6 separate regions of the Homo sapiens genome follow, and regions 2, 3, 4, 5 and 6 are each linked to region 1. A link is a loop called in an ENCODE intact Hi-C map of the cell type or tissue named here. Cell type or tissue: ascending aorta. All regions are shown on one strand.

Region 1 (5,000 bases):
TTCTGTTTGCGATGGGGAGGTCCAGTAGATACACGATTTTTTTCTTCTTGTTTTTCTTTATTCACTCTTTTGCATTCAGTAATATTTCACCGTCTTAAAAGTAATGTTAATTCTCTAGGGCATCTTTAGAATTCCTTCTCCTGTTTCCTTATCAATTATTTCCAACACCCTACATAAATCTTTCATACTATTGATAAATCATAGTCTAACAAGAAGTTATTCATACTTTTTTTAAAATTCCTGTAAGTCTCATAACTGATAAGTACTTTAAGCTCTTTCTCTCTAGAGCTCTCATCTAATCTCACATTGAAATGCCTTCTGCACACTGAGAAGATTTCTAAATGTATTTCTGACCCTCTTCTCTTTTCTGGATGCTGGACCCATATATCCAGCTCTAGATGCTATTTCTAAGTTGAATATCTAGCAGCATATCAAACTCAACATGGTCAAAGTAGAAATCTTATTTCTCCCTGAACTTGCTCACTCTCTATCTTCTGTGTCAATTATTGGCACCACCATCAGTCCAATTGCTCAGAAACTTGGGAGTCTTTTGTGACACCCTTGTTCTCTCACTCCTTGTAAATCTCTGACTCATTCAGCAAGAACTTCCGCCAACATAGAGCCTGCAGTTTCCCATTTCTTAGCATCTCTTCTACAACCATAGGAGTCTAACCCGTGTTTCTAGACTCAAAAACAGCAATAGTCTCCTACCCAGTGTCTCCACTTTTACTCTTTTCTCTTATATTCCACACAAAATCCAGAGTAATCTTTTAAAACATGCTAATTAATCTTATTATTCCCTGCTTTAAAACCTTCCAATGGGTTGGTAGTGCACTGAGAATTGAAATAAAAACACTTTACCATGGCTTTCAAGACTCCTGGTAACCTGGTTTCTATTAGCTCTCTGACCTCATCTCACGCACTTGCCCCTCTTTTCCTATGCCTTGAAAATGTTAAATATATTTCTGTGTTAGAGTCTTTGCACTCTCTGTTACCTATGCCTACAATGTTATTCCCCTAGTTCTTCTGAAGTCTACCCTTTCTATCATCCAGATTTTGGCTCAAATGTAAACTTCTCAGTGAAGTCTTCTCTCATTCCCAGTCCAGAGCAGTGCCCATTTCTTCATCCCTCCTCCCACAAGTCACTGTCTTCGCCATTGGGTTTAAAAAATTCATTGCAATTATGAATATTAGAAATAATATCATTTGTGGTTTTACTCCATCCCCCCTCCCCTTTTCACTGTGATCTTTTTAGGGCAAGGACCACCTGTCTTCACAGCTGTGCAACTGGTGCCAGTACAGTGCCTGGAACAGAGAAGTCCTCAACATGCAGTTGTGATATCTATAAAACATGAATGTCTTCAGCGCTCTTGAATCTCAAGTGAAACTAGCTTTTTGTAAGTCTCTTGTAAACTGACCAGCAAGCTTTTTTTTGATAATAGAAAACTGTGGAATATTAACTTTATTCTGATTTCAAAGAAAATGAAGTATAGTTTCGGACATTTAAAAGAAAAAAACCTCCTTCAGAATTCAGAAAGGCATTTCATCAAGAAAAATTCCACCATTTTCCTAGATTAGCTGAGTCTAGAACATTAGGAAAATTACCTACCTGTATCAGGGATGAAGAGGACCACCTCATAAGTAACTATGCAGGGAAAATGTAAACACAGGTAGACCTTATCAAACCATCACATTCAGAGAATAAATTCAAGTCTCTTCAATGCAGTTGTGCAGCCTTGCAGTGTTTGGGGCTCCATTACTGACCCTGGGAACACGGTTCTAAAGGAAGCTACCTTGCAATATCTTGGGCCACAACCAGAAGTTAAGACAATAAATAAATAAATAAATAAATAAATAAATAAATAAATAAAACAGAACAAAATAAGCTATACAAAATACAAAATGTTTGTTTAGGTATGTTTGTGTGTACTTACGCAGAGGAAGGGGAAAGTCTAGGGAAGTGGCGAAGAGAGAGGCAAAGCTGACTACATTATCTGCGTGGCCCATTGCAAAATACAAATGTGAGACTCCTTGATTAAAAATTATGAAGAAGAACAAAACAGCGACAGTAGACTATTGTCCCAGAATATTAAACCAAACACGGGTCTTATGAGCTGTGGCCTATACAACTGCATAGTCGCACACCCATGAAGCCCACCCTGGTTGGAGGGGAGAATTATAATTCATCTCCAGCGAATGTAAAGCAATCCCCACCCTGCCAAAACAACAGTAAAAATAAACGGCGATCCAAATTAGGGCAGGTTGTGCCCAATCCTGATGGCTGTGCTTGTGATGACGGTGGCGGTGCTGAGGTGGACTTGGGGGCACTGCTCCTATATAACAGACTTTAGATTGATAGAGGAGAAGGAAAATAGTTTCTGAAGCTCCAAAGTAGAAACTTCAGGCGCAAAGAATAAGGTAAAGGAAAGGAGACCGCATCAGACCTCCCTCCTGCCCTTGGGCAGTCAATGCCTTTTCTTTCCAAAGCGACCCTCTCCTTAGATCACTGTGTATATCCGGTGCCTTAGGAGCTGGGGTGGAGTACGTAGGTTTGGCTGTAAGGGCGCGTCAGAGCGACAAAAAGGGTAGAGACAAGTTTAAACCCCTTTCTGTGGAGTGGCTTCCTACCCTCTTTGGCCACAAACCCCAGGGCTCCCAGAGGGGCCTGGATGTAAGTGGGTTCCAGATGACCCATCCTCCCTTGACCCTCCGAAGGTAAGACCCAAGGGGAACCGCTGTGATCAGCATTCTTGAATTCCTCAAAAGTCACCTCACTTGTAGAAGTGCGTAGTCCTCCAGCATTTGGAAGAGGTGGCAGGGACCTTGGGGCCCGGGAAGTTCGCGACCCCAGGAAGCGGGTCTGAGGCGGTGCACCCCATCCACTCCGTCCGCAGTCGGGGCGGGGCAGCGGGACCCGAGAGGACGGGAATCCCTGCAGGGAGGGAAGGGCCGCGCCTGCCGAGGCGGCTCCGAGCCCCGCCACTCGGTCCTATCCCGGCTCGCGGAGGCTCAGGCCCCGGGAACTGCGGGCGGAGGGGGCGGCGACCGGGCACCCTGCGGCCACTGCGGCCGCTGCTCCTGCGACTCCCGCGCCCGCCGGGTGGTGGCTCCCCAGTGCCCGCCCCCAGCTCCCCTTCCCCGCCCCTCACGCCCCCTTCCCGCCCCGGCCCCCGCCCGGCGCTCGGGCCGCGCCGACCCGTCGCCCCGTCCTTCCGAGCGCGCCAGGCGGCAGATTCTTGGCGGCGGCGGCGCCTCCCCAGTGCCGGCGGCCCCGAGCCGGCTGCCGCGTTCCGGGCCTCAGAGTCCTCCCGCCTCGGCCATTTTCCCTCCTCCCCATCTCCTCCCCTTAGTCCCCTCCCCTCCCGATCCTCATCCCCTTGCCCTCCCCCAGCCCAGGGACTTTTCCGGAAAGTTTTTATTTTCCGTCTGGGCTCTCGGAGAAAGAAGCTCCTGGCTCAGCGGCTGCAAAACTTTCCTGCTGCCGCGCCGCCAGCCCCCGCCCTCCGCTGCCCGGCCCTGCGCCCCGCCGAGCGATGAGCGCCCCTCCGGTCCTGCGGCCGCCCAGTCCGCTGCTGCCCGTGGCGGCGGCAGCTGCCGCAGCGGCCGCCGCACTGGTCCCAGGGTCCGGGCCCGGGCCCGCGCCGTTCTTGGCTCCTGTCGCGGCCCCGGTCGGGGGCATCTCGTTCCATCTGCAGATCGGCCTGAGCCGTGAGCCGGTGCTGCTGCTGCAGGACTCGTCCGGGGACTACAGCCTGGCGCACGTCCGCGAGATGGCTTGCTCCATTGTCGACCAGAAGGTAAGTCGCCGCACCGCTGCCAGCCCGGCGCCTCCCCGCGGCGCAGGGGGCGCTGCCCGGCTGGCCCTCTCCGCGCCAACTTTCCGGCTCCCGGGGCTCGGCTGGCCGCCAGCCTCGCCGGCGCTCTGGAAGCGGCTGGCCCCGCCGCGGCTGGACGCCTGCAACCCGAGGCGCTGCGCTCGCTGTTGCTCATCCTCCTCTCGCCCCATCTTCCTCTATTCACCGATTTCTCTCCAGTCCGCCGCCTCCTCACCCATTTCCATCCTTCTCATGACATTTCCAGGTATCTTGCCCTTTCCTCGCCGCGCCCCTCCTTGTCCTTGAGACTTCCCAGTTTTCTTCCCCTCTCTCCCCTACGGACCCTGGACCAGCGCATTCCTGGTGCAGGAATCCTCCTTCCTGCACCAGAGTGCCCCCGGAATGACCTGGAGACAAGGAATTTCTCACCTGTCAGATAAGCTTTTAAGAGAGTGTGATTGACTCGGCCAGTTGTCAAAACAACTGACCAGGAGTGCAGGTACCCAAGGCCTTGTCATCTTTTAGTTCCACTTCTGTATGAGCATGGAAACACATTTTCCAACGACAAAACCTGAAAGTTGCGACCTTCCTATTTTTCATTCCCGGGATGCTGATAGTAGGACGTTGAAGTGGTGGGGGTGATGTCCAGGAACACCCCGAGGCTGGCTGTGTCCTTAAGTTTGAGGCTGTGGGGCTCTGGACAGCGGCCACTGAAGGCAGGTTAGAAGGGTCATTATCCGGGGCCAGGCCACCCCCAGAGGAGACTCAGCCCACCCACCACTGTTTACAGTAGCAATTTGGATTTTCAGGTTGCCTCTGGAGCCATCCAGATGGATGTTGCATGGAAGGGGGTGATACAGACGTGAGGCAGAGGGGGCCATGGCGCCAGTCTTCTTAGTGTAAACAGCCAGCGTTTCAGGAGTGGAGACAGAGGTCTCTAAAGGTGCTGAATTTTTCAGCCCTGGAGGACTGGCTAGCACTCCTTTTGCTTTCTAATTATCACTTGAATAATCATGAATTGCTTTCTTTAAATTATTTGTAACAGAGTTTGCTAAATCTTAAGGGTTGTGAATTGCAGCACTGAGCACAGGAATGTTAAAAGCTCCAGGTGGAAAAAAATCACTGATCTAGAAAGTTGTGAAAGTTCTAGACTAAGGTAACAATGAGTGCCAGGAATTTATTTAT
Region 2 (5,000 bases), 76 kb before region 1:
CTCAAAAAAAAACAATGGCCAACAACAATGGACTTACCCTCTAGGATGCTTTTATATCTAGCTTTTTGAAAATAATAAATTTTGAAGATCTTTACATATCAGCATATATAGGTCTAGTTTTTCTAAATTGCTGCAAAGTATTCTGTGTATTTTGATAGCATTAATTTCTTAGACTTTTGATTTTTTCCTCTATTTATTTTAATCAGTTTAAACATGTTGTGATGTGTTTTGATTTTTAATTATCTGAAGCTCCCAGGGTCTAATTTGCTCTTTCTGTGATTGCAAAGTGTTGATGTAGCCTTTTCTTTCCTATCTAGATCCCAGGTCAACTCAACAAGGTCATTTCACTTTGCTAGTAGACAGATTTCTCCCTATCTACCCTTTCCTGTAGGGCAGAGCCCTTTATCTGTCCTGGCTTTATGAATGTGTCTGTGAAGTGAGAGTTTGCCAGTCCAACTCCCCAACTCAAGCAGTTCCAAGGCCTTGTCTTTCGATCCATCATGTTCATTCAACTCCCTTCAATAGCAAGACTGACTAATACTCCTCCCAACTCCCAACTCAAGCTGACAAAGTGTCAGCATCCATTTACTAATCTGTCTTTCCATTTTCTCCTTGCTTTTAGCCCCAGGGGATTTTACATACTTCTTTGTGAGTTTGGCTATGCGTTTTAAACAATGCTCATTATGTTTTTATCCCATACTTACAGGTGTTTACAGTAGGATTTTCAGGGTCTTCAATCTGTCATATTGCTAGACATAGACTTTCTACTGTGTCATCACTTAGCCTTAGAAATATCTGGCTGCCACTTGTCTTTCTAACTTTCTCTCTAATCCCAGACACCTTTGCCTTTATGTGTTCTCTCCAGTATGCTTAAGTAAAGGGAGGCCTAATTTAAGTCTGAGACCCTGACGCGGAGAATGATCTCCTTGTTTGAATTTCAAAGAATGCCAAGGACACCTCTGGCAAATGTCTTCATACTTCCTCCCCTACTTTCCCTTCTCTCACATGACAATTGCTCAAGGGCATGCCTATTTTAATTTCAAGTCCGATATATATTTTATAATTACATTCAAGGCAATCATCAGTTTACTAATCTTTCAATTTTCTACAAGGTAGTAGATATAGCAAGTGACTAGAGTAAAACAACCTGGATTATAGTTTAAGCTCTGCCACTAAATTGCATGACCTTGAGTTAAATTATTCTACCTCTTAGTGCCACTATTAATCTTTATCCATATGAAACCCTCACACTGTAAATGAGTATGATCATGTCATTCTAGAGCTTACTTCTAAGAATTTATTCTAGTTACCAGAAAGTACAGAATGATTAAAAGCTAAAAGATTTTATGTTTTTAAGTTTATCTAATCATAATTTTTAAAGTCATTCATAAAAGATGAATTAAGTAACCCTTAGTATTTGTTTTCTTTTTTGTTTGTTTGTTTTCTTTAACTCAGGAAAAAAAAAGAGCCATTAGATAGATTTAAATTATTTAGGATAAGAAAATGTACCGACATTATTTGAATAGGAAAAGTCTAGGAAACTGGAATTGTAGGTGTCTAGGTTATATGAACATCTGGAGTTAACTATTCTAACCCAGAGCATAGTTGAAAGAATTAAATATAGTCACAAAGCATGTATTTCAAGAACTAACTATGGTGTTTCATTCTTTGCAGTACTTCAACATTTCAGCTAGTCTCCGCTTATGCTGTCTTCTCCTGCATGTACACTTACCCTTATTCTCACAATCCAGATGAGCCCGGAAATATTAAACAGAAGTTACTAGAGAAGATCTCAGAAGCCTGGCTACCCTAGATGCTAAGAGCTACTTGCAATAGTTATAATTTATGCACGTATTTTTCCAGGGCTACAGCGCTGTCTTTAGTAAGAATGCTGGGAAGGACATTTGTTAGTCTCTGCTCCTGGCCTTCTAGTAACCATAACATTTCAAAAGTGAACCACTCTTTATACTTCGCCTACTGAAATTTAAATGGATCCATTTTGTACTTTAACCAGTGATTAATGAGATAATTTTATCTTTAATTTTCTTTAGCAGCAATAAAGGACCTCACAGCCTGTGATACAATTTCCTCAATAGCACTGATAGCATTTTCTAGACTCTCTGGAGGCCTTAAGTTGCTAGTAGGGAAATGTACCTCCCATAGACTTCCAGTAGATGGCAGGTACAGCACTTCAAACCTCTCATAACATGAAAATACCCGACATTTCAACACATAAAAATACTGTTACCGTGTTTTAAATCTCAAGTGCCGTGGAAAAGAGTGACTAAAACTTTTGTTTACAGATCTAGTATCATATTACCATATAAGTATCTTCTTATTTTTGCCTTCTACTAAAAATACAAATGCAACAAATGAAAATATATCTTTATCAGGGAATGCCTGCAATTCCAGATTGCAAATTAAGCATTTAAATGTTGAATAATATAATCACCATGTTATAGATGTTAATTAAAGTGCTTAGTGAACAAAGATACATTTAGCAATTTTTAAATATAAATTTTTGAAGATGAGAAACTATTGTTTTATAGCAATTATTGTTTAATAGGCTTCCGTTTACATTTTATTTATTCTTTTTTTACAGATTCATAGATGGTGGGAGTACAAATGTAGATAGATATATACATACAAGCATAAATTTCTTAATCTGTTTCTTTGTTTTCTTTGAATAATTAATCCCATAGTGTTTCCTACAATTTACTATAGAAATACATTTCTACAGTGGATTTGGAAAGAAATGCCTCTGTGTGATCTATGGTAAGAAACAAAGAGGAATGTATAGGCAGGCCTCTTATAAATAGGAAATAAGCTCTTAGCCCATACATCAACTGAATAGCAAGACAGATGTTTGTTCTGAGATGAATGACTGTAAAAGCTGCAAAATATTCCATTACACATTCTTGTACATGCTTTCATTAAAAATATGTTCAAGTGAAACACATCTAAAATATCTAGACCTTTCAGCAATATTTTATTAACTCAGTAAAATCCTTTCAAAGGATTTAAAAATAGTTTTAGTTTCAACATATATTTTGACTGTCTTGTAAATCTGTCATATCTGTGTTATGCAGAAGTTGTTCACTGTGACTGGTATGACTGAGACTCAGCCAAAGTTATATCTACGTTACTTAAGATTATTTACTTGGTTTTCCCAATTTTAATACTACATATTTTAATTATTTTATTTATCTTCCCCCTTAAATCGTGAGCAGAGTTTTCTTATTAAGTTGTTTTATTCATTACTGAATCCACAGGGTTTACAATAATGCCTGGCACTTAGTGGGTACTCAGGAAATAAGTGTTAGGTGAATGAATGAATTTATTTGTAAGATGGAGCCTCAGGATAAAAGAAAATAACAAACAGTAGTCACTCAATAGATGTTTCCAGTTCCCTTTTTCTCTCTCTTCTGTCAACTGTAGCACACTAGAAACCTTGGGGTCATCCTTGACTCTTTTACTTTCCTTCATCACACCAGATTAGATCATCATTTTCAAATCTTGGCCCCTCACAGTGCGATCCACAGACTAGCAGCATAGGTATTAGCTAGGAGATGGTTAGAAATTCAGATTTTCAGGCCTCAGTCTGGAACTACTGAATAAAAGTTTGCATTTTGAGAAGATCCCCAGGTGACTCTTGCATACAGTAATTTTGAGAAGCACTGATTCAAGTTACTATGTTTTTCCTTCCACATGTCCTATTTTTCACCTCACTCTAATAACTGTAAGAAATAAACTATCTTCCAAATTAGTACACTTGCCTCTAAACTATACAACATACCACAGCGAGATTCAACTTTTTAAACACAGATTTGGTCACTTTACACTACTACTCAAGTGTCTGCAACTCCTCTTTTACTTGATTACAGAAAGTGCAAATAATCCCTCATTTTGGAATTCAAGCCTCTCCGTCATCTGACTCCACCCTCCCAACCCAATCTCATCTTTCATCTCAAATTTCATCTTTAGTTATAGTCTTGCAAATACTACTGTCATTCTTGGCTACTTTATCTCTTAATCTAGAACACACTTCACTTTTTATTTAACTAAATGCTACTCATCATTCAAGGTTTAACATAAAAGATTATTCCTCCAATCTCTTCCTTCACTGCTAGAGCCCACACAGATTTCTCCATTTTCTACTGCACATAATTATGTCCCAAAATACTCATTATGGAATATGCTGCATTGTTGTGCAGAGTTTTGTCATAAACATAAGCCTTGTTTTCCCAATAAGATTTTAAGTTAATCCAAAGCAAAATTTTATCTTTTTATCTCTTTGGTATCTCTCGTAAGTCGTTCAGAAATTTAAGTAAATTCTTAGGTTGCATGTTGAACTAATCTACTGTGGACTCTCTGGGTTGCCAGTAACAACAACAACAAAAAAAAAAGCCAGCTAGCTTAAGCATAAAGCACTGTTTCAAGAATCAAAGGTCAGAAGTGCAGTATGGCCTTGAGAGGTACCAGAACTAGAGCACGGGATGCTGTCCAGAATTATTTCTCACTCAGACCCCTTTTCTTTTCACCTCGTTTTCTATTAGCTTGCTGCAAATGTGAGTGCAGTTCTTGCCATTAAAAGTAATGCAAAAACTGCACTTACGCTTACACCAACCTGATAATTTCCACACATTCGCTTTACTCTCATTTCTGTGTAATAGCTGTCTCTACATCTCTGCTCCATGTAAAGGAAGATCATGCCCACCAGAGGCTTTGAGCCTACATATTTTAAGAATAGTTGGCCAGGCACGGTGGCTCACGCCTGTAATCCTAGCACTTTGGGAGGTCGAGGTGGGTGGATCTTTTGAGCCCAGGAGTTCGAGACCATCCTGGGGAACATGGTGAAACCTCATCTCTACTAAAAATGCAAAAATTAGCTGGGCATGGTGGTGCATGCCTATGGTCCCAGCTACTCAGGAAGCGGAAGTGAGAGGACTACTTGAGCCCAGTCGGTCGAGGCTGCAGTGAGCTGAGAGTGCGCCGCTGCA
Region 3 (5,000 bases), 290 kb before region 1:
TGGGAAGTAGAGTAACTGGGATTGGGACAATGAGAAACGTTTTGAATTTTCTGAGAAAAGATGATAAGATAATAAAAGCTGATATCAATCTAGAAAGTCTGGCTAGAGCAGAGAATTCCGCTGCCTAAGCTGATCAGGCATGCTTTTCAGCCCTCTTGTGAATTCCAAGTGACAGTGGGGAGAGGAGGCATCTGCTCTCCAAACATGACACAGTCATGGCAGTAATAATGACAGAGCCTGTAGATAACGCTGTGCCAACTGCAGGTCAATGAGAAGCCAGTGCAGGTCTGCAGTCTGCACACCTGGGGCTGGCTGGAGGCCTTTGGCACTGTTTCCTGTTTACATGAGTCAGAACCCAGATATCCTCTGGCTTTCTGCCTGATTTTTGAGTCACCACCAGCTTGGAGGGGCCAAGTGAACTGATCTCTCTGGACTATACTAAGGAGACTCTTGGCTTTGACCATGGTCACAGATCTCTCTGTGCCCAGCCTTCTTCTAGTAGCATCATTCGACTTAACTGTTTATAACAAGATTTCACTTAAACAAGCTCCCCTAGTTACTTGAGATAAACAGCACAGAGGGAGAGAGAGAACCGAGGAGAGTAATAGAAAAATGTGTGCTTTTAGCTGAGACTTTCAGCTACTCATTTTGATTTTCAAAATAGCTCCCATTTCTGAATTCTGAATTTCTGAGAGAAAGATGGCAAATCTAATGATTGCCATTTAGGCTTTCCAGTGGCTCTTCGGTCCTGAAAAATAAGAATTGGAAGGGCAGACACAAGATTGGGGCCAGTCAATTTGGGTTTTTCTCCTCCCCATTATGGCCACTACGCTGGTGTTATTTGGTATGGGTGTGCATGTTCTGCATCCTCATGCCTTGCTTTAAATCCCAGAAAAGGATGGATGAAAAATTCTTCCCTTTGCTCCTGTTGAAATTATTTCAGTACAGAGTAACATAACCTCCTGTTTTAATCTTCCATTTAATTGATATTTGAGTGCCTACTTTAGGTAAGGCACTGTGCTAGGCACACAAACCTTGTGAAGATGAATGGAATGGTTCTTGCCTTAAAATAGCTTTCAATTAACCAAGGAAACTGTAACATATGCTCAACCATCTATAATATTTGGCTTGCTGTGACACACGCATTGGAAAAGTTGGAAGTAAAGCTCTGAGGATGTCCAGAGAAGCCAGAGGACATTTTCATTGAGAGGTGAGAAAATGTTTTCTTAAGACTGTAGCTTTTATGGCTGGGCCTTGAGAGACATATAGAATAGAATTTTACAGTTAGAAAGGAGGAACGAGGTCATTATAGTAACAGCAGTGAGCTACGGCCATGACTGGGTTCAGGAAACAGACACTGGTCCAAGTGTAGGATACATAATATAGTAATCATTAGGTTATCTTTAAAATGATTTGTGGTTTTCACACTTTTGGCCCATATGTTATCTGTTTGATCTTTATAACAACTTCATATGGTTGGCCTATGATTATTGAGGATAAAGTAAATAAATATATTCCTACTTAGCAGGCAGCAGGGAGCCACACAAAGTATTATTCAGGGAGTGGTGAATCTGAGTTGGGTATAATGAGGGCAACTCAGCAGCAAGGATCTTTTGTAGGCTGGACTGAAGTGGGAAAAGTTGGAGGTGGGAAGATCAGTTTCGAAGGTGCAGTGATAGTGTAGGCTGGGAGTGAGAGAACACAAAGGAAGAGATGGGAGAAGACACATTCCCAAGGTTGAATTGCAGGTCAATAGAAAGTGGTTTGAATGACTCAAAAGCTATTTTATGAAATTCTCTGCTCTGACCGTCCCTTAGTTCGAGTTATTTTCTCTTTATTTGTATCCTCAGAGGATTCTGGTAACTTTATTTAGCACTTCTTCCTGTCTCATTTTATTGTTGTTTACATATCTGATACCCGGATTAGGTTATTAGGTTGTAAGCTTCTGGAAGCTAAGGATGATGTTACTTATCTTTGTCTTTCCTCCGGGGAAAGTATATAGCACGGTCACTTGAACATAACTAATGTTTAATAAATGCTTGCAGTATTTAACTCCAGTTTGGCAGTGAAAGACAAAATGAGAGCTTAACGCAGCAGGGTTGCAGGAAAGGGTTTATTTATTTAGTTTCAGAAACAAGTGAGATACAGTGGAAAGAACATGCAAGTTGGAATGAAACTTGGTTTAAATCCTGGCACTACCCATTTATTTCGTACATGACGTCGGCCAAGTTACTTAATGTGTTTAAGCATAATTTCCTCTCATACAAAATGCCAATTATAAAATCGACCTTTTGAGGTTACTGTGAAGACTAAATACAGTATCATGTGCATATTATCTAATACAATATCTGGCACATAGGATATCTTCAACAGTGTTAGTTAAAAGTCCTGTACTGATATAACCCCCTGGCTTGAGTATGTTCCTAGACAAAAGGGGAAAAGAACAAGAGATGGAATTCATAAGAGAAAGGAGAAATAATATAACAAGATTCAATAAGATGGAGTGACGGAGGAAGAAAGACGGATGCTGCTTCCCTTTAAGTGTGTGGGAGGGAGAAAAGGAATCATGAACATTTAAAGAAATTCTGTCAAGTGAAAAAGAAGGGTTCTAGGAACACCAGTCTCAGAAAAGCTGAAAGAAAGATGAACTGCTGGGGTAAGATGTGAGAGGGGATTTAAATGGGGTTGGGTACTGGAAAGTGGGAGACAATATGTGGAGCAGCTGCTATGGAAACTAGGGCAGGAATCAACAAAACCGGAGAAGAATTCTTAGAAGCAGGAAAGGTCAGTGACGCCTGGATGGCATGAGTTTGGAATTTATGCAATTAGCAAAGCATCAAAAAGCATGAGTCCAAAATGTCCCTGGCCAGTTCCATTTATGGAGTTCTTATCAGTGCTGTGCAAGCCATTGAGCTGCACAGATGGGCTCTCAACCAGTGGTGGGGACACAGTAACAAACAGAGCTGGAAATACACACACACACACACACACACACACACACACACACACACACACACACGTATTCTATCAAATCAATATATACATAGACATGTATTCTATCATATCAATATATATGTATTCTGTCAAAGAAGGATATGTTGATATATTCTGCCAAAGAAACAGATTGGCTTACCCAATCTAGTGCTATGTTAAATAAGCTTTTTATTTTATATATGGAAAAGACTTTAGAGATTATATCAACCCAACCTTAGGTGTAAGAACTCAGCGTAAGTGACTTACCAGCAATTATTTTACCAGGAAACAGTGTGGTATGATACTTAGGAGTGTGACCCTGGAATTTGACTTTTGGAGTTTGAATCCCAGTTGTGTGACCTTTGGCAAGTTTCCTAACCTGTATAAAATATATTCAATTATAAAGCATGGATACTAATACCATCATCCTCATAGGATAGTTGTAAGGATTAAATGAAATCATCTTTGTAGCATGCTTAGTCTGATGCCTGAGATGAGATGTCACTGCATAAAAATTATTTAGACTCAGGTATCTTGATTGTTGTTCATGATTCTGTCTTCTACATGGGGCTGCCTTGTTGACTGATAGATTTCCCTGAGGAATGGCTGTGGATAACTGCCATTGGATGCAAGTTTCTTTGGGTACAACTCTTTTCTTTATTAGCCATACTAAATATATTGGGCCCATCTTCCTTATGAATTTACATATTTAACCCTTGACACACCAATTTCTTTTCATTGTTCCTATTGAACTTACACAGTGCCCTCACAATCAGTATGCTCTTGCTTGAAATACTTGTAATGAATTATCTGTATATAGTTTACGAAACTAGCCTCATTTTTTTTACAGCCATACAGTTTTTACAACCACTGACTTTTGAAGATTAATCTCATAACTTTTTTTTTTTTTTTTGAGACAGAGTTTCGCTCTTGTCGCCCAGGCTGGTGCGCAATGGCATGATCTTGGCTCATTGCAACATCTGCCTCTTGGGTTCAAGCAATTTTCCTGCCTCAGCCTCCTAAGTAGCTGAGATTACAGGCGTCTGCCACCATACCTGGCTAATTTTTGTATTTTTAGTAGAGACAGGGTTTCACCATGCTGGCCAGGCTAATCTCAACTTTCTTAATGAGAATTCTGTTAAATAGGGAACACTATTAAGCATATTAAGCATATTTTTTGTACAAGGAAACCAAGGAACAGAGAGGGTCAGTGAGTTTGCTGAGGCCAAACAGTGACAGAAACATGGAGCACAAAGCATGGATTATCCATAACTTGGCCCATTGGTGTGGCTTCTCCTCCCATTATACCCTCAAATCACCACGAGCTTTTCTAGAGACATTTTCTTTGGCCTCATGGTATTGCATATATGCTTGAGATAGACCATAAAGCACCAAACTATCCTTTTTAGAACCCAGAAATCACGATTCCCTTTTTCTACCTCTACCTTCAATTTTTGTGGCAATGGAAAAAGAATTCAAAATCAGGCTGAGCAAGTCCATTTGGGTCTTAGGAAACAAGTCAATTGTTTTTATTTTCTCTACTCCCAAGATACTCTGGGGTTGGTACACAGCAGCCTGGAAAAGAGAAGCATCCATGGGCCATCTCATTTCTGACTCAGTCAGCCAGCTGGGTGTTGAGACTATTTCCATGGCTTCCAATCCGTCAATGCTTGAAAACATTTACTACGGAAAGGATCGCTGGCTCGGGGAAGACATTTGTCTAATTCGGCAACAGTACTTTACACTGCATTTCCAGATTATGCCTCTCCTTGAAAATGATCTATTACAGGAGCAGTTTATAAAATTAAACACTTGTCATTATGCAATGCAAAATTCATGAAGCAACCAAATGTCAGGGATCTACATATTTAAAAGATGGGAGCTTTAGCATTTCTTCCCTGGCAGGGATTCTGAGCAGTAAAAGGCCCAGAGAAAAACATAGCTAATCACAAAGCTGTTTTGGAATGGACCAAACCATTCCTTTTTGGGACTGTTAGTCCAAAGGGACCCTCTTTCTCTGGTGGAAA
Region 4 (5,000 bases), 260 kb before region 1:
AGTGCAATGACTCATTGATAAATCTCTGCTTTGGAATTCTTTCTTTGTAGATGTTGTATCTCTGGGTAGTGGCCTCCTGCCCGCACCCCCCCCGCTTTTTTTTTTTATTCAAGAGCAGACACAGAGTCTCTTCCCTTATGTCTCCACCTCCCTCAGCACTTTCTCTGCTAATCTTCCCTGTCAAAGTCTCATTCTCCTTACTGACTTATCATCTCTATCCCTTATTTTTGTATGACTGGAAAGAAATGTGCTAAGAATACATTTTTATAAATTGGAAAAAAGTATTTTTGGATACGAATAGGTGAAGAGTTGGTAGGAAAATATAGCCATATTTGTAGTCTAACTGCCTATAGAAAATCCACGTGTGTTTACTGTCTTTGCATGTTTCCAATGCTCATGGACGTGTGTCAGAACTAGGCACTGTTTTGTTATATTATCCAGATTTAAATGCTGCACAGGAATTCAAGAACCAGGTGGAGACTTAATTAAGTCATTGGATGCAAGAAATAGTTTCCATCCATTTGGTCTTTGCACTTGATGTTGAAGATATGTACTTGAGAATATTGTATAACTTACAGGCCCAAATAATATTCTAAAGATAGGAAACTTGGTGGTACATGCCATCTAAATGCACAGGATAAAGGCGATGTAAGTAAAACCACTCAACAGCTGCTACAAGTGTGCTGCTATAAAAAAGCTCTGTTACAAGATGTCATTAGAATGCAGGGCTCATCCCAAGTAACATATATCATCACGCCTCTTGTCTTAGGGTTTCTTTCTTTTCTTTCCTCATGCTAGATGAGTGTAAATAATTTCATTCCTATTTTTTATATAAATAAACTCTGAAACAAAACTTGGTTCTGAGACCAGAAAAGAGCCAGTTAGATTCCAGTTTTCCTTTTTATTGTGAAATAATGACATTTTTAGGCTATGACATTTCAGCAATGTTTTAGGAATCTTTATTGCTTAATTGGAACATACTAAATAGATGAGGAGGCTCTGGGAGAGACGTTTCTCTACACATTCTTTTAGCTGATATGCATTGAATTGGCACACTCCGTCTCCTCTGCTTATGATGTGGACATTAGCTTCTCTCTCTTCTAAATCTCCCATTCATGGCTTCCTGTTTGGCCCCACTCTTGCTGCCCCGGTCTCTCGGTCTCTCATTATCGCAGTCTCAGCAGTCACTTAACTCTACCCTTGCCTCAAGTCAGGCTCATCTTCAACCCATCTTCCCTAAGATTTCTAGAGTGAGGGTGTAATATCACTCTCACTTTAAAAAGGGCAGTGGCAATCTAAAGTCTACTATATAAAATTTAAAATCTATATCAGAACATACAAAGTACTTTATAATCAAGCCCCAGTTTAATTTTCAAGTGTTATCTCCTGAATACTCCACCATCTTCTCACTACATTATATATCCTATATTTTAGCCAAAACAGGCCACTGGACATTTTCTGAATGTGCCACATTTCTTCACTGCTATTGGTTTTGGTACTTGCTATTCTTCACGTAATGACATTTTCCTCCATTGTCAGGTTGGGGAGATGTTCATCATTTATATCTTGTTTCCGATGTCAACTCCTCTCTGAAATATGCCATGTTAGCCCTTGGAGAATTAGGTGGCGACTTATATAGCATCTACTTTTGTGTTCATCTCCTCTAATGTTGATTGGGTAAGTTTGTTTATTCATGTGACTATAAATTCCTTGAGGATGGAGTTTGGATTCTTTCACTTTTGAATCCACAAAACCTTTTTTTTTTATGGGAAACTGTTGGTGCCTTTTTAATAAGTTGTGGTGAGGAGAGTTCAAATTACAGCATAACAGAATTCGTTTAGTGAATTAGCACAGTCTGTAGTTAGCATATCATATAGCAGTATTATTCAGTTAAGGAAAAATACAGTTGAAACACATTACATTTTAATTCCCTGTGAGTAAAGTGATAAGTAAATGTCAAATCATCATTGGGAGAACATGGAAATAGTCAAGCATAACGAACCTACAGAAAGATAATTATCTCCAAATTTAGGAAGCACATTGACCTACCTACCCACCTCTTTCAGCACAGTGTCTGTAACATAAAAGGTACTCAATACACATTTTCTAAATGAAAATAATAATTTTGAACTCACCTGAAAAGTAATATAAACTTAATTCAGCTTGTGTATGATGTTACAATACTATAGTAAGTACAGAGTTTGAAGTAACTCATGCCTTCCCAAACAGAAACATGAAAATACCTGTCATGTATATGCTGGCCTCTATACTTCAACTCAGAAGGCAAAGGCACATAATGGCTATTTGTCCGACATTTAGTAATACTAATATTGATCAGAGGGTTCCAATAGCGAAAAACCTAAAGCTTCCATTTTAAGTTCTCCATCAAACTTTCTTCTAAGGGGTTTATGTATTGGTGATTGTTGCCTAATTCAATTATCTTATTAGCAGTTTCAGAATAATGATTTTTAAAAATTCTGTCATTTATTTTAAATTTATTAGCTGGAATTATTTCAAAAGCAAGCAAACAAAAATCTTTTGCTGATCAAATATGGTTATTGGGTTATCCTTATATACAGTTCATACAGGAAAGGCAAAACTTATTGCCAAATTTCAGAGTAAAGAATTGGTACCCTAGTTACTTTCAATGGTGTTCAGCAATATATTAATATATGTGCTTTTGAGTTTATTCCTGTTATTTAGTATCATGCATTGTCCTTCTGGATTAGGATTTATAAAACATTGTCCTTTGTCCTTCAAGATTCCTAAAACATTGTTTGAAAAGTCATAGCCTAAAAATGTCATTATTTCACAATCAAAAAGAGAATTGGAGTCTAACTGGCTCTTCTCTGGTCTCGGAACCAAGTTTTGTTTCAGAGTTGACTTATATAAACATAGGAATGAGATTATTTATGCTCATCGAGCATGAGGAAAGAAAAGAAAGTACCACTATCCATCCATTCTGGCCATAAAAAATGCTCTGTCTCTGATTCATGTCACCCCTTTAATATCAAGGAATTGTGTAATAATCTTCAACACAAGTCTATGATTGATTTCTTATACCAATCAGCCTGTCAACTTCAGCAAGGTAAGAACCAATTATCTTAACAGCTGGCACCAAAATTCCTCTGAGGGAGAGATCAATCTTTGCTTGGGAAACTATCTTGATAAATTGCTTGGAATAGAAGAGGACACAGAGGGGGTGGAAGAGAGAAGAGAAAAAGAAGCTAGGTAATATGATGAGAACCTGGAGCCCAAGTGAATAAAATTAGCTGAGGGATTTTTTTTTTTTTTTGTAAAGAAAGAACAGGGATATCTAATGTTTAATATTACATTGTTTGTGGCAGAAATTATTGCCACTTCTCCCAAAACTTCAGTGACACATACTATATAACATACTTGAAAGCCTGATATAAGGGCATAAAATGTTTAATGTATGTTAGGAGAGGGAAAACCAAGAAAAGAGGTTGAGTTCCTTATCTGTGTCAATCTGATGCAAACAGAGACCATACAAGTGGAAAAGTAAGACAGTAAGTTGGATTAATCAAGCAGAGAAAGGAGTTGAAAGCCATAGCTGGGTCTGCAAACTGAAGCCTTCTCTAAATTCTCAGAAATTCTGGAAGAAAATGTTGGAAATTCCTCAGGAAATGGAAAGGTGAGTTGAGCCAATCATTTGTAAACCTTAGGCCACAAGCTAACACAACTGATACAGAGAAATTGTATGAAATATATCTCAAATGCTTATAGCAGCATGTACTGATTGTCCTTTTCACCCTCTTCTGGCATAGGCTAAAACTTCTCCCTCTGCTTCCGCTTTGGTAATGGCTTCCTTAGTTGTTCCTTTGCTTCTTAGCTCTGAGTTCAGTCATCTATCTCCACTTGGAACTTGATGCTACCTTTCCTGCCAGGCCTCTGGATCATGCCAATTTTCATTTGGAAAAATGGCTTCTATCTCACAGTGCATGGAGTCTCAGAGTTTAGGCTCAGGGTTTTATGCTCTTTACAGGATGCCTCTCAAAAGATGGACCAGTTCACTGCCTTGATTCCTACCCACGCTGCTGGCTGATCTGACTATTCCAGGAGCAGCGAGTTTGAAGTTCTCTTTTGTGTTCATCTTATTCCCACTTTTAAGTCTTTTGCAAGCATGTGCTTCATGTCTGAAATTTCCTTTCACTCTTTCTCTTTTCCCAAGTAATCTGTAAAAATTATTAAAATAATGAAGGTTAATATTTTCTGTAATACATTTGAAAAGATCATTTATGTAGAACATATTATCACTGTATTAGCTATCTATTGCTACGTAACAAATTTGTGAAGAAAGATATGTTTTCTTGTTTGTGATGAAAGATAGGAGATATAAATGTATGTTTGTCTGCTGCTGACAAAGACACACTGGAAAAAAACTGGTGATATAGGAGAGAGAGAGTGAAGAGTTCTGGAGTTATGTCCTTCAAAGATTGGATCTGCTGCACAAGAGGAGACATCTTTTAAATAGGAGCATGGGTAGTTCACCTACAGTAGAAAGTGGGAACACAGAGCATCCTCTACAGATGTTGGTAATTGGAGAGGTCTGGTGGTGGAAATCTGGTGGTAGATGGGAAGAAGATAATGTGCTGAAGTTCTCTTATCACTGCTTCAGTTTTCCCAGTGAAATAAAAAAAATCATCAGTTGAGAGTGAGGATATGGGTGGATGTGCTGAAATATTTGAAAGGAATGTGATAGTTCTATGTTCTGTAGGAGAACAAATGGCCTAGGGAACTATAGTATATTTGCTGGGCACCATTAAAGACCCATTTAAGTTTAAAGTGAGATCGTTCAGCCATATTAAATCGCCCAGGTTTAGGTTTGGAGTAGGCAGAAAAATTGGATTTTTCTAGGCTTGTGATTTGGTCAAACACCCAAAACAAAGTGACAGTGAGGCAGGGGAATTGAAGGCATGTGCAAGAGAGTGAATATAATGATTAACCATAAAATTTAAGATAATCTAGGAGGGAGATAA
Region 5 (5,000 bases), 200 kb after region 1:
GTTCAATTCCCACCTATGAGTGAGAATATGCGGTGTTTGGTTTTTTGTTCTTGCGATAGTTTACTGAGAATGATGATTTCCAATTTCATCCATGTCCCTACAAAGGACATGAACTCATCATTTTTTATGGCTGCATAGTATTCCATGGTGTATATGTGCCACATTGTCTTAATCCAGTCTATCATTGTTGGACATTTGGGTTGGTTCCAAGTCTTTGCCAGAACAGAGCCCTCAGAAATAATGCCGCATACCTACAACTATCTGATCTTTGACAAACCTGAGAAAAACAAGCAATGGGGAAAGGATTCCCTATTTAATAAATGGTGCTGGGAAAACTGGCTAGCCATATGTAGAAAGCTGAAACTGGATCCCTTCCTTACACCTTATACAAAAATCAATTCAAGATGGATTAAAGACTTAAACGTTAGACCTAAAACCATAAAAACCCTAGAAGAAAACCTAGGCATTACCATTCAGGACATAGGCACGGGCAAGGACTTCATGTCTAAAACACCAAAAGCAATGGCAACAAAAGCCAAAATTGACAAATGGGATCTAATTAACTAAAGAGCTTCTGCACAGCAAAAGAAACTACCATCAGAGTGAACAGGCAACCCACAAAATGGGAGAAGATTTTCGCAACCTACTCATCTGACAAAGGGCTAATATCCGGAATATACAATGAACTCAAACAAATTTACAAGAAAAAAACAACCCCATCAAAAAGTGGGCAAAGGACATGAACAGATGCTTCTCATAAGAAGACATTTATGCAGCCAAAAGACACATGAAAAAATGCTCACCATCACTGGCCATCAGAGAAATGCAAATCAAAACCACAATGAGATATCATTACACACCAGTTAGAATGGCAATCATTAAAAAGTCAGGAAACAACAGCTGCTGGAGAGGATGTGGAGAAACAGGAGCACTTTTACACTGTTGGTGGGACTGTAAACTAGTTCAACCATTGTGGAAGTCAGTGTGGCGATTCCTCAGGGATCTAGAACTAGAAATACCATTTGACCCAGCCATCCCATTACTGGGTATATACCCAAAGGACTATTGGACATATTTCTAAAAAAAATAAAGTGAACTAAGTTTTTTTTTTCTTTTAGTTAGCACACTGGAAGCAGTGACATCATTTCAGCTGTTGTGTTTTTTTTTTTTAAGGAAGTTAACTTTACTAAGTGACATGCAGAAATAGTTTTAAGCCTGGTCATCAGCACTAAGAGCAATAAGATGTTCTCATTATATTTATTTTTAGTTCATACACAAAATGATTCATGTGAATTTAGCCCCTAATTCTAAGACTAAGAAAAAGAAAGAGAGGTTTATAATGTATTGTTTTTATCTCCAGCAGGTATTAGATTCTGGACATTTCTCCCCGACAGTAGCTTCTTAAGGTCCACCTGTATTGACATAAGTGTCAGATCTGTCATCAGTTCCAGGATGAAGAAAGATAATTTTCTTTTTCCCTGAGTTTGCATCTTTTCCCACTACATTACAAATGTCAATTTATGGCAGAAATAGCATTCTTTAATAATTATGTGAAAAAGTCATTACAAGAAAAGGGCCCTTTTCATATAATAAATTAGCCTAGGTTGTTTGCTTTAACAGAAACCCTCCATGCTGTGCAGATGGACCTTTTCTTACACTGCTCATGAGATTGTGGATTGACAGATTGCATGAAAGCCACATGGAATGCAGTAGGGGCAGCAGCAGAAGGGAGAGGTGGATTGCCTCCCCTGATCTCCTGATCAAAGGATCTAGATAATGCTACTACTCACATACAGAATATGTTTAGATTTATTGAGGCATCTCTTATTTTTGAATATGCCAAAACAGACAGACCCAGTTTTTTGCAAACAAATTGCCATTATTATGTGTAATGGAATTGGAATAAAGCGACTCCCATTTTTTATGTTACTGGATTGCTGTAAATCATCTGAAAGTGCACACCTCTTCCCACCTATATTTCTTAACCACTTTACTGCCAGAACTTATTTAAATCTTATCTCATATTCTCTTGTTTTCTTGCTGTCTAATTAGAAAACCACTTGACCATTACTGCCCCTGTGATCTATGTGATTTCTTTCCTTCTGATTTGGAGTCTTCCCAATATCAACTCTACCATTTATTTATTTTTTAATTTTAAAATATTTTAATGATCTAGATACTTTGAACTTTTCTAATTAGCTTGTATTTGTGCCCTGAAATATTTAAAACAAAATATTTGGAAGGATTTTGACATTTACACTCTCATGGTATTTGTATTTGCAGTTCCCTGAATGTGGTTTCTACGGAATGTATGATAAGATCCTGCTTTTTCGCCATGACCCTACCTCTGAAAACATCCTTCAGCTGGTGAAAGCGGCCAGTGATATCCAGGAAGGCGATCTTATTGAAGTGGTCTTGTCAGGTAGTATACTTTTATACCTTTTCTTTATCCGTAGATTAGAAGTTGTATTTGAAGAATTCTTGGGCATATGTTTTTAAGGAAACATAAAAAGCATATCTCAAACTCAGCTCCAAGAGAAGATGTTGGAGCTCTGTCCACATGAAAAAGGGAAACAAAAGGTTTCCCTTTAATTGGCTGTGTCCACACCCAGTACTGCTCCAATCACGTCTCTTGACTTAAGGCTTCCTCCCAGCCCCCTCTCAGCCTCTAGCAACATACAGATGGCGTCATTCAGCACCTTGAATCATTTGGACAGCAGCAAAAGCAAACAAGAAACTCACCAACAGTGAAGCTAAATTAGCTGTCAGGGCTGCAATTGTACAGAATGTGTGGAAGCCAAGAAATAGCACCAGGGCTAAGAAGCCTTTGACTTACTAAGGTCAAAAGTCCAGTAGCTATGAGGTAAGCCAAGACCAAGGAGGAAGCCAGAGCCCAGGAGTTAGAGAAGGTCAGGTCATGCCATGTGACGCTAGTTAACTCAGTCCCTGAGAAATGGCTACATTTGCCTCTGCTCACATTTTTTATTTCTTGTTTAGGATTTAGCAGTTAGTAATAGGACTGTGCCTAACCAAACAGAAAAAAAAGAATGTATTTAACCTTTTTAAAAAGCACCAGAGAACAACAGCTAGAGTGGAGATCCTTACAATGATACTCAATGCAATGATAATGTATCCAAATTTTTATTGTTTATTTTTGTTAAAAAGAGAATAATTATTGAGAAACTTGGATTGCCTTGCTCTTTTCTCCTCTCATGCCTTCTTTGTTTACCATCTCTTTGAATAAAAGAAGTCCAGCAGCATTACAGAGTCTCAAGTTTATTTCCTCAAGTTCCTCAACTTGTTCAGAGCCCAGTACTTGGATGCACTGATTATAATTCAATTTATCTTTGTTTTATTCACTTTGCTTTGATTCAGTCTAGTTCTCTTTTTTATCTTTATTGGTTGCCTACAGTTGTGTGAGATCCTGGGATTGCCACAACTTCATTGTGTAGATGGATCCTATAAAACAACTTTTTTGCTAGATAAAGGTAATTATTTTTCTGTTGCCTGCACCTGACCTCTCAAAACTACGGACTAGACATGTTGTTTTCTAAGTTTCCTGTTTCTGAACACTAAATTAATTATTCAGGGAAATCATGCACTGGATCAGTTCTTGCCATAATTCATATTAAACTCACAGCCAGGCTGCTTTGTAAATAATGTAATGTTTTATGAGTCCTTTTGCCTTGTGTCAATGTCCAGAAATATATGAGGACTTTTAAAATTGCATTTCTAAATATAATGTATTATTCTTTCCATTTTACTTTTGTTATCAAGCACTTTAGAGTAGTAGCAGACAGATTGAATGCAACCTGTGTGTGGGTGTATTTATGTAGGAGAGGACTGCTTATTTGCATGTTATCCCAGCATTAATGAGCCAGACCTGCTCTTCCCTCGTGTTGACCTGATGTAGCCCTCTAGAATTCCCTTGCTGCATGAGAACAGCATTCTGCTTTTCCTCTCCCATCTTTGCAAATTGAGAACTTCATTGTGCGTATGCCCTACCTCCCCTGCTGTCCACCCTTTATGTTCCATGTCTCCTGTTTTCCTGGCCACAGTTGTTGAGAGGGCATTTAAGAGCAGCCCATTTCCTTACCTGCTTTCCCAGCACCAGACTCCAGAAGGGCTCCCTTACTCTTACCAGCTATTTTGCTGGAATTTAAAAGGAGCTATTCTCTAACAGTTTAATTCTAGTTTTGAACGACATAGTGCCATTTTCCCAAAGTCATTGACCCTTTAAATTGTTCAGTTAGTATATCAATTACACACACACACACACACACACACGCACACTCAATTATGTTTAGATCTCCTGCGCTTACCTATAACCATCGACAGCAGTACTCTCCCAGCTCCTCTCCCACTCTATTGCTTAGCATTGTGATTTGCTCAATAAATGTTTATGTTTACAATAGTTTTTTAAACCATCCCACCCCTTTGTATTACAACCCTGTTTCTTACCCATATCTCTTATCTCTTTTCCCTTAGCCTTTTTAGGCCCTGAGTCTATTGTGATCAAATGCCTGATGTTCCTTTCTTTTTCCCGGTCTTTATGTCTTCCTTGCATCCTGACTCTCCTGAAGGTGATGCCCCATTTCCAAGAGGCTTTGCCTCTTATTTTCCTCCACTCTTAGTTGAGGAGTTGAGTGATATGGCCCTCTTCTGATTTCCCATTGCCATTTAATTATTTATGTCACCTTCTTTGCAGTGAAGTGATTTATTTTCCTTGAAGACTCATTTCCATTTAAGTATGGCAATAATTGTTGTCAGATTCCTAATTTTACTTTCCATTTTAAGTACTCATTCATCCTTGGTTTTGTTAACATACATATTTATGATTCTTCAGATTCCTTGTTATTTATTTTTATTATCAGTCACCCATAATGCCATTCCTGACTTCACCAATAAGACAAGGCTCCAGCTTCAAAATCTCCACTTGGTAGCACTCCTCTTCTCCTACTCTAGCCTGTCCTTCTTGTCCATCTCTACCAAGTGCACAT
Region 6 (5,000 bases), 190 kb after region 1:
AGTCCATGTTTTAAGGGGAGGCTCAATGATAGAGTTAGAAATTTGTGTCACCCGAGTATAAACGATATTTAAAGTCTGGAGACTGGATGAGATCCTTTAAGAGCGTGATGATAAACAGAGAAAATAAACTTTCTGAAGAGTGAGTCCTGAACACTCCAGCACCTATCTAGAGATTGGAAAGAAAAAGAGGGTTCAGTAAAAGTGACTAAAAAGTGATAGCCAGTCAAGTGGGAGGAAAGACAAAAGAATACACTATTCTGGAATCCAGAGAAGAAAGTGTGTTGTTTGAAAGAGGGAGTGATCCACTGGGTCACATGCTGCTGAAATGTCTGTGAGGAACTGAGAATTACCCATAGAAGCTGGCAATGTGAAGGGCATTGATTGGCAGTTTAAAGAGAGAGATTTGAGAGTAGAGGTTGGGCAGACAGCCTGCCTGGAGTCGATTCAAGGGAGCGTGCATGCAGGAAACTCAGATCCTTCTTGTGAGGCGTATTTCTATAAATGGGGTGGAATCTGAAGTGCAATATATCTTGAATGTTTTGTCTGCAATCTGAATTTTGATTGTTGTGTTTGAAGTTTTGTGAGGCAAGATGTTCTGTTTCCTAACATGTTCTTGTCTCCACTAGTGAATTTTATGTTCTATGAATTTAGAGTGAGACATCAAAATTTTTTTTGGTTCTCTGCTTGGTTCTCTGTGTTCAAACTAGCTTTCTCTCTCTTTCTCCATATATATATAAAATACCATGTTTAATTCAAATGTTTCAGTTTTAATTTTTATATATACCCTTTCTCTCCCTTCCAGTGAAAAGGCATGTGAATTAGTGCAGTGACTGAATCTAGATGAAATGACACACTCATGCAGCTAGCCTCTTCTGCGCTCCCAGTTTCTTCTAGAATACAATAAAGATTTTTGAGAACCTCTAGTTACCGGCCTATTCACAAGCTGAGATTTCTCAGGTACCTTGAGTGTAAACTAGATTTCCCTCAAGAAAAGTTTGTTCTGCCCTTTTTTAAAGGCAAAGAAACTCCTCTCAAAATATCTTGCTTAAAACATTTCTCACTCTGACTCCTTTATAGTCTTGTGATTATAAGCAAATTGGATTACAGAAATATAAAGGGAGCAGGATGAAGAATGTCAGGATGTTAGCTTTTTGGGGATTGACTGTGACAATCCCATGAAACTCAAGAATTTTAGGCATATCTCAGACCTTCATGGGGGTGAGGGCTCTTTGTATTGTTTACTACTGTGTTCCCAGTTATCCAATAAAATGAAGATACAAACTTGTACTGAATAACTTATGTGACAAGGTATTTATCTAGCTCTCAGTAGGTAAGCTGCCATTGTTTCTCTAACAAAATTGAAGTTATTTCATATTAGCATAGATATATATTGATCGATTATATGCATGAAAAATGAAAGCGATTATTTTATGCATAGTCACAGTATAACATTTTACCTTGATACTCATTTTTTACGGTATCCTAAAGCAAAGAACATGAACATCTATAGATTTTTTCCTCAATATCTCATTTTTTATTTCAGCCTTTCATGGGGTCAAGTGTAACTTGCTATTTTTTACTGTTCTTTAGATTTAGTCTTTGTAAATTATATCTGCCTTTAAGAGAGACAGCAACAGACCATTAGTCAGATTTGCTGGAAGTATGATACATTTCTCTATGACCTACTAACCTGAATCAAGATCCCAAACATCACAGATACGCATAGAACCTTTGCAGATACCCTTTTAATACAAGCATAGAAAGGTCTTTGTAGGCGAGTCCAAAATCTGCTATTGGCCGTCAGTTCAGCTGAGGACATCTGGCCACTTGGGAGTGAACGGAAAGACCAAAATAATAAACGTCACTAATGTTGGGGTGGCAGGTGGTTTTATTGTCTTTGGCTCTCCTTTCCTCTCCTGCATGCTACAGCATTTTTTTCCAGAAGCCGTACAGCATTTTACAAGGGGAGAAGAAATTCTTTCCTATCTCAAGGAACATCAAAGTAAATGAGAGAAATTGTTTTGATTTTGATCCTTTAAATCAGATGCACTGTCCACTTATCAGTACAAAGAAGAAAGAAATACACCACTTCCTTGGGGATTTGGCTTTGGGAAATGAGATTTTTGTCCTTGGAACCAAAGGATCATTTGTAGCACAGTCAGAACAATGGAATTCCACTGAATCCATGCCAGCATCCAAATCCATGGCCCTTGCTTGATTCTAGCACAATACATGGAATTAATGTAAAAATGTCATAATATTAATCAAAGAAAGGGAGTTTTTTTAAAAAAAATCAGTTTGTCACTGAATATAGGTTAATTTTGAGGAAAAACAAGATATATAGATATAATGAATATAAGTGTCAGTAAAATTAACAAAATGGAAGTTAAGAAAACCTTAGTTTTTAGCCTTTTTAGTTTTTAGGACTTAGGTAGAGCCAATTAGAAATCATGTGGAGCTGTATTGAAGTTATAGAAGGCAAGCAGAAATTGCAGACCACTGAGTGTGCATGATGTATGTGTCTGTGTCGTTCCTTATCTGACGTTTTTTAACTAGAACAGAGTGGCCTAGAAGAACTTCTCAAGGTCATGGCTACTTATAATAACAACAACGAACATATATAAAGCATTTGCTATGAGTCTGGGCCAATAGTAATTACTTTACATATGTTGGTTCATCTAATCTCTGCAGTGGTTCTGGGAGGTAGTCAATGAAGTAATAAACATACAAACAGGTATAAGTATATATGCAAGTATATACACATGACATATGTCATATATGTATACCTAAACGTGTAAAATATAGAAATATGATTGAGAGGCAAGTTTATAAACATTAATTATGATAATATTCACGGTGAACTTTATTTATTTTTTAATTTTTATTTTAGGTTCCAGGGTACATGTGCAGATTTGTTATATAGGTAAACTTGTGTTATGAAAGTTTGTTGTATAAACAATTTTATCACCCAGGTACTAAGCCTAGTACCTAATCGTTATTTTTTTTCTGCTCCTCTACCTCCTCCTACCCTCCACCCTCAATTAGGCCCCAATAATGTCTGTTGTTCCTTTCTTTGTATCCCTAAGTTCTCATCATTTAGCTCCCGCTTATAAGTGAGAAGATGTGGTATTTGGTTTTCTGTTCCTGTGTTAGTTTGCTAAGGATAATGTCCTGCAGCTCCATCCATGGTCCTGCAAAAGACATGCCCTCATTCTTTTTAATGACTGCATCATATTCTGTGGTGTATATGTACCACATTTTTAAAAATCCAGTCTGTCATAGATGGGCATTTAGGTTGATTCCATGTTTTTGCTATTGTGAATAGTGCTGCAATGAACATTCATATGCATGTGTCTTTATGTGGTTGAATGTTTTATAGTCCTCTAGGCATATACCCAGTAATGGGATTGCTGGGTCAAATAGTAGAATTGAAGATAGCCAGGAACAGCTGCTACAAAGCTCATTAAATCATTTACTTTGGTTTTATTCAAAATCCAAAAGCCTGGGTCCAGGGCTTTCTGGTAAAGAAAAGTGCTCAGGGATTTCAGTTCTGAATCACTGTTTGCTGGACATTTGGCCATTCTTTCTGTCTTTCCTTTCTAAGAGAAGCAGAACTGAGAGGAAAGATCAAGCAGTAAAATTCAAGAGACTAGCTCTTAGCTATTATTCTGGCACTACCTACCACTGTCACCTTGAAAATATTCCTTAATATGTTCTGGACATCAACTTACTCATCTCTAAAATGAGTTTTTCTTCTCTAAAGTTAATGATTCTTAACTTTTGGTTAAACTTTTTTAGTTGCTGTCATAGCCTTCATTTTGTTCAGTACCTGTGTCTATTATTTTTAATTTGTTAAAGTAATAAACATTTAGCCTTTATGAAATATAAAAATCTTCATTGTGCTATAGTGACAGTTTTATTCAGAGTGAGACAAATAGTGTGAAGTGTGAAGTACATTTTTTTCATTTCCAAGCTGCACATCCACACGCCTAATTACTGTTGTGTGAATAATTTCAAAGTGTCTACTAAGACTTCTAATAGCTATCACTAACTAGTAATCTGTCAAGGTATAATGCAAGATAATATGTTTTTACACAACAATAGTGAGGCTCTCATTGATTATTACCTCCTGTAATTGCTTGATATGAACATTTATTTTAAAACTTAAAAATTATATACAACAAAATAATGATTTAAACTACCTCCAGGAAGTCTATACACAGAAATTGCTGCATTAGAGTTAATGATTTATTAAGTCATATCTTATTGCTTTTATCTTAATAGATGACATGTTATTCAAATTAAAATAAAAGAAGGTTTTTGCCAACCATTAAGTATCTCACTGAGTCACATCTGCCTTAAAGAGAAACCTGTAGCTTATTAGACTTCTTTAGCAATACTTGATACACAACATCAATATATTTATATGCCCAAGGAAGGAGGATTTATAGTCTAGCTTTATTCCCCAAAGGTTAAGCGAGTTCCAGTTATATGTGTATTTCTATATCTTGTAGGACAACAAACTTTAGAATCTCATAGCCAAAATCTGCCATTTCACATTCAAAACTTTAATTTCAAAAGATTCCAGGCAGACTTTTCTTTAATTAGATATATTCTTTTTTGTCTTAGATATCTTTTCCCATTTATTTTATTTTATTTTTGCTGTAATTCAAATAGATGGGATAAAGTTAAGGTACAAATTTAAAATTATGAAGGAAAACCGTTTTTTAAACAATCAGATTTTGAACTCAATAGAAAGGAGAGTGGCTAAAAAAAAAGAGAGGTCTAAGCAGAAGATAGCTTATGGGTCAGATTCTAGCCCTGCCTTTAGAAAAACAGAGTGGAGTAAATTAAAGTCTTGTCTTGAATGAGAAAAGGAAGTTATTTTGTCAATACAGTGTAGAGAAGAAGACTAACCGGAGTGACTTTTGTGTTTCTAAATTTGGACCTTGAAGATTTCTGAAGTTGGTAGACACCTGGTGTTAGGCATTCCTTTACAA

What was found. A loop is a pair of places that touch in the nucleus more often than their neighbours do. Peaks named below come from ENCODE experiments on the same cell type or tissue, not always from the same donor. Only the 100,000 strongest peaks of a DNase experiment are listed, where the experiment ranks them.
Region 2: a loop joins it to region 1, with 2.2 times the contacts of the local background. A loop is called at or near these places in 7 of 110 quality-filtered maps.
Region 3: it touches region 1 in a loop (8-fold over the local background); 10 of 110 quality-filtered maps call a loop at or near these places.
Region 4: a loop joins it to region 1, with 4 times the contacts of the local background. A loop is called at or near these places in 3 of 110 quality-filtered maps.
Region 5: a loop joins it to region 1, with 2.4 times the contacts of the local background. A loop is called at or near these places in 11 of 110 quality-filtered maps.
Region 6: it touches region 1 in a loop (2.5-fold over the local background); 17 of 110 quality-filtered maps call a loop at or near these places.

What each region holds. Positions count from the first base shown.
Region 1 is chr14:29,926,046-29,931,045 of GRCh38, reverse strand. PRKD1 (protein kinase D1) reads left to right here and starts at 3,199. Exons shown (of 18, transcript NM_002742.3): 1 at 3,199-3,797. The coding sequence starts at 3,534. It overlaps LOC105370429 (a long non-coding RNA gene), which reads right to left and starts at 2,919. Exons shown (of 3, transcript XR_943703.2): 1 at 1,935-2,919. In ascending aorta, CTCF peaks have their summits at 3,091 and 3,809; DNase peaks (open chromatin) are centred at 3,165 and 3,865; H3K4me3 peaks cover 2,726 bases; H3K27ac peaks cover 3,689 bases.
Region 2 is chr14:30,002,490-30,007,489 of GRCh38, reverse strand. No RefSeq gene overlaps it. Among named protein-coding and RNA genes, the nearest start is that of PRKD1, 77 kb to the right of the region's middle. In ascending aorta, a CTCF peak has its summit at 2,179 (motif pointing right); no DNase peak of the experiment used is centred here.
Region 3 is chr14:30,218,883-30,223,882 of GRCh38, reverse strand. No RefSeq gene overlaps it. Among named protein-coding and RNA genes, the nearest start is that of PRKD1, 290 kb to the right of the region's middle. In ascending aorta, no CTCF peak of the experiment used is centred here; DNase peaks (open chromatin) are centred at 372 and 2,837; H3K27ac peaks cover 2,986 bases.
Region 4 is chr14:30,189,954-30,194,953 of GRCh38, reverse strand. No RefSeq gene overlaps it. Among named protein-coding and RNA genes, the nearest start is that of PRKD1, 260 kb to the right of the region's middle. In ascending aorta, no CTCF peak of the experiment used is centred here; no DNase peak of the experiment used is centred here; H3K4me3 peaks cover 223 bases; H3K27ac peaks cover 1,228 bases.
Region 5 is chr14:29,722,958-29,727,957 of GRCh38, reverse strand. PRKD1 (protein kinase D1) reads left to right here. Exons shown (of 18, transcript NM_002742.3): 2 at 2,284-2,422. Among named protein-coding and RNA genes, the nearest start is that of PRKD1, 200 kb to the left of the region's middle. In ascending aorta, no CTCF peak of the experiment used is centred here; a DNase peak (open chromatin) is centred at 2,727; H3K27ac peaks cover 1,131 bases.
Region 6 is chr14:29,739,146-29,744,145 of GRCh38, reverse strand. The region is part of intron 1 of PRKD1 (protein kinase D1); the gene reads left to right. Among named protein-coding and RNA genes, the nearest start is that of PRKD1, 190 kb to the left of the region's middle. In ascending aorta, no CTCF peak of the experiment used is centred here; a DNase peak (open chromatin) is centred at 2,185; H3K4me3 peaks cover 415 bases; H3K27ac peaks cover 694 bases.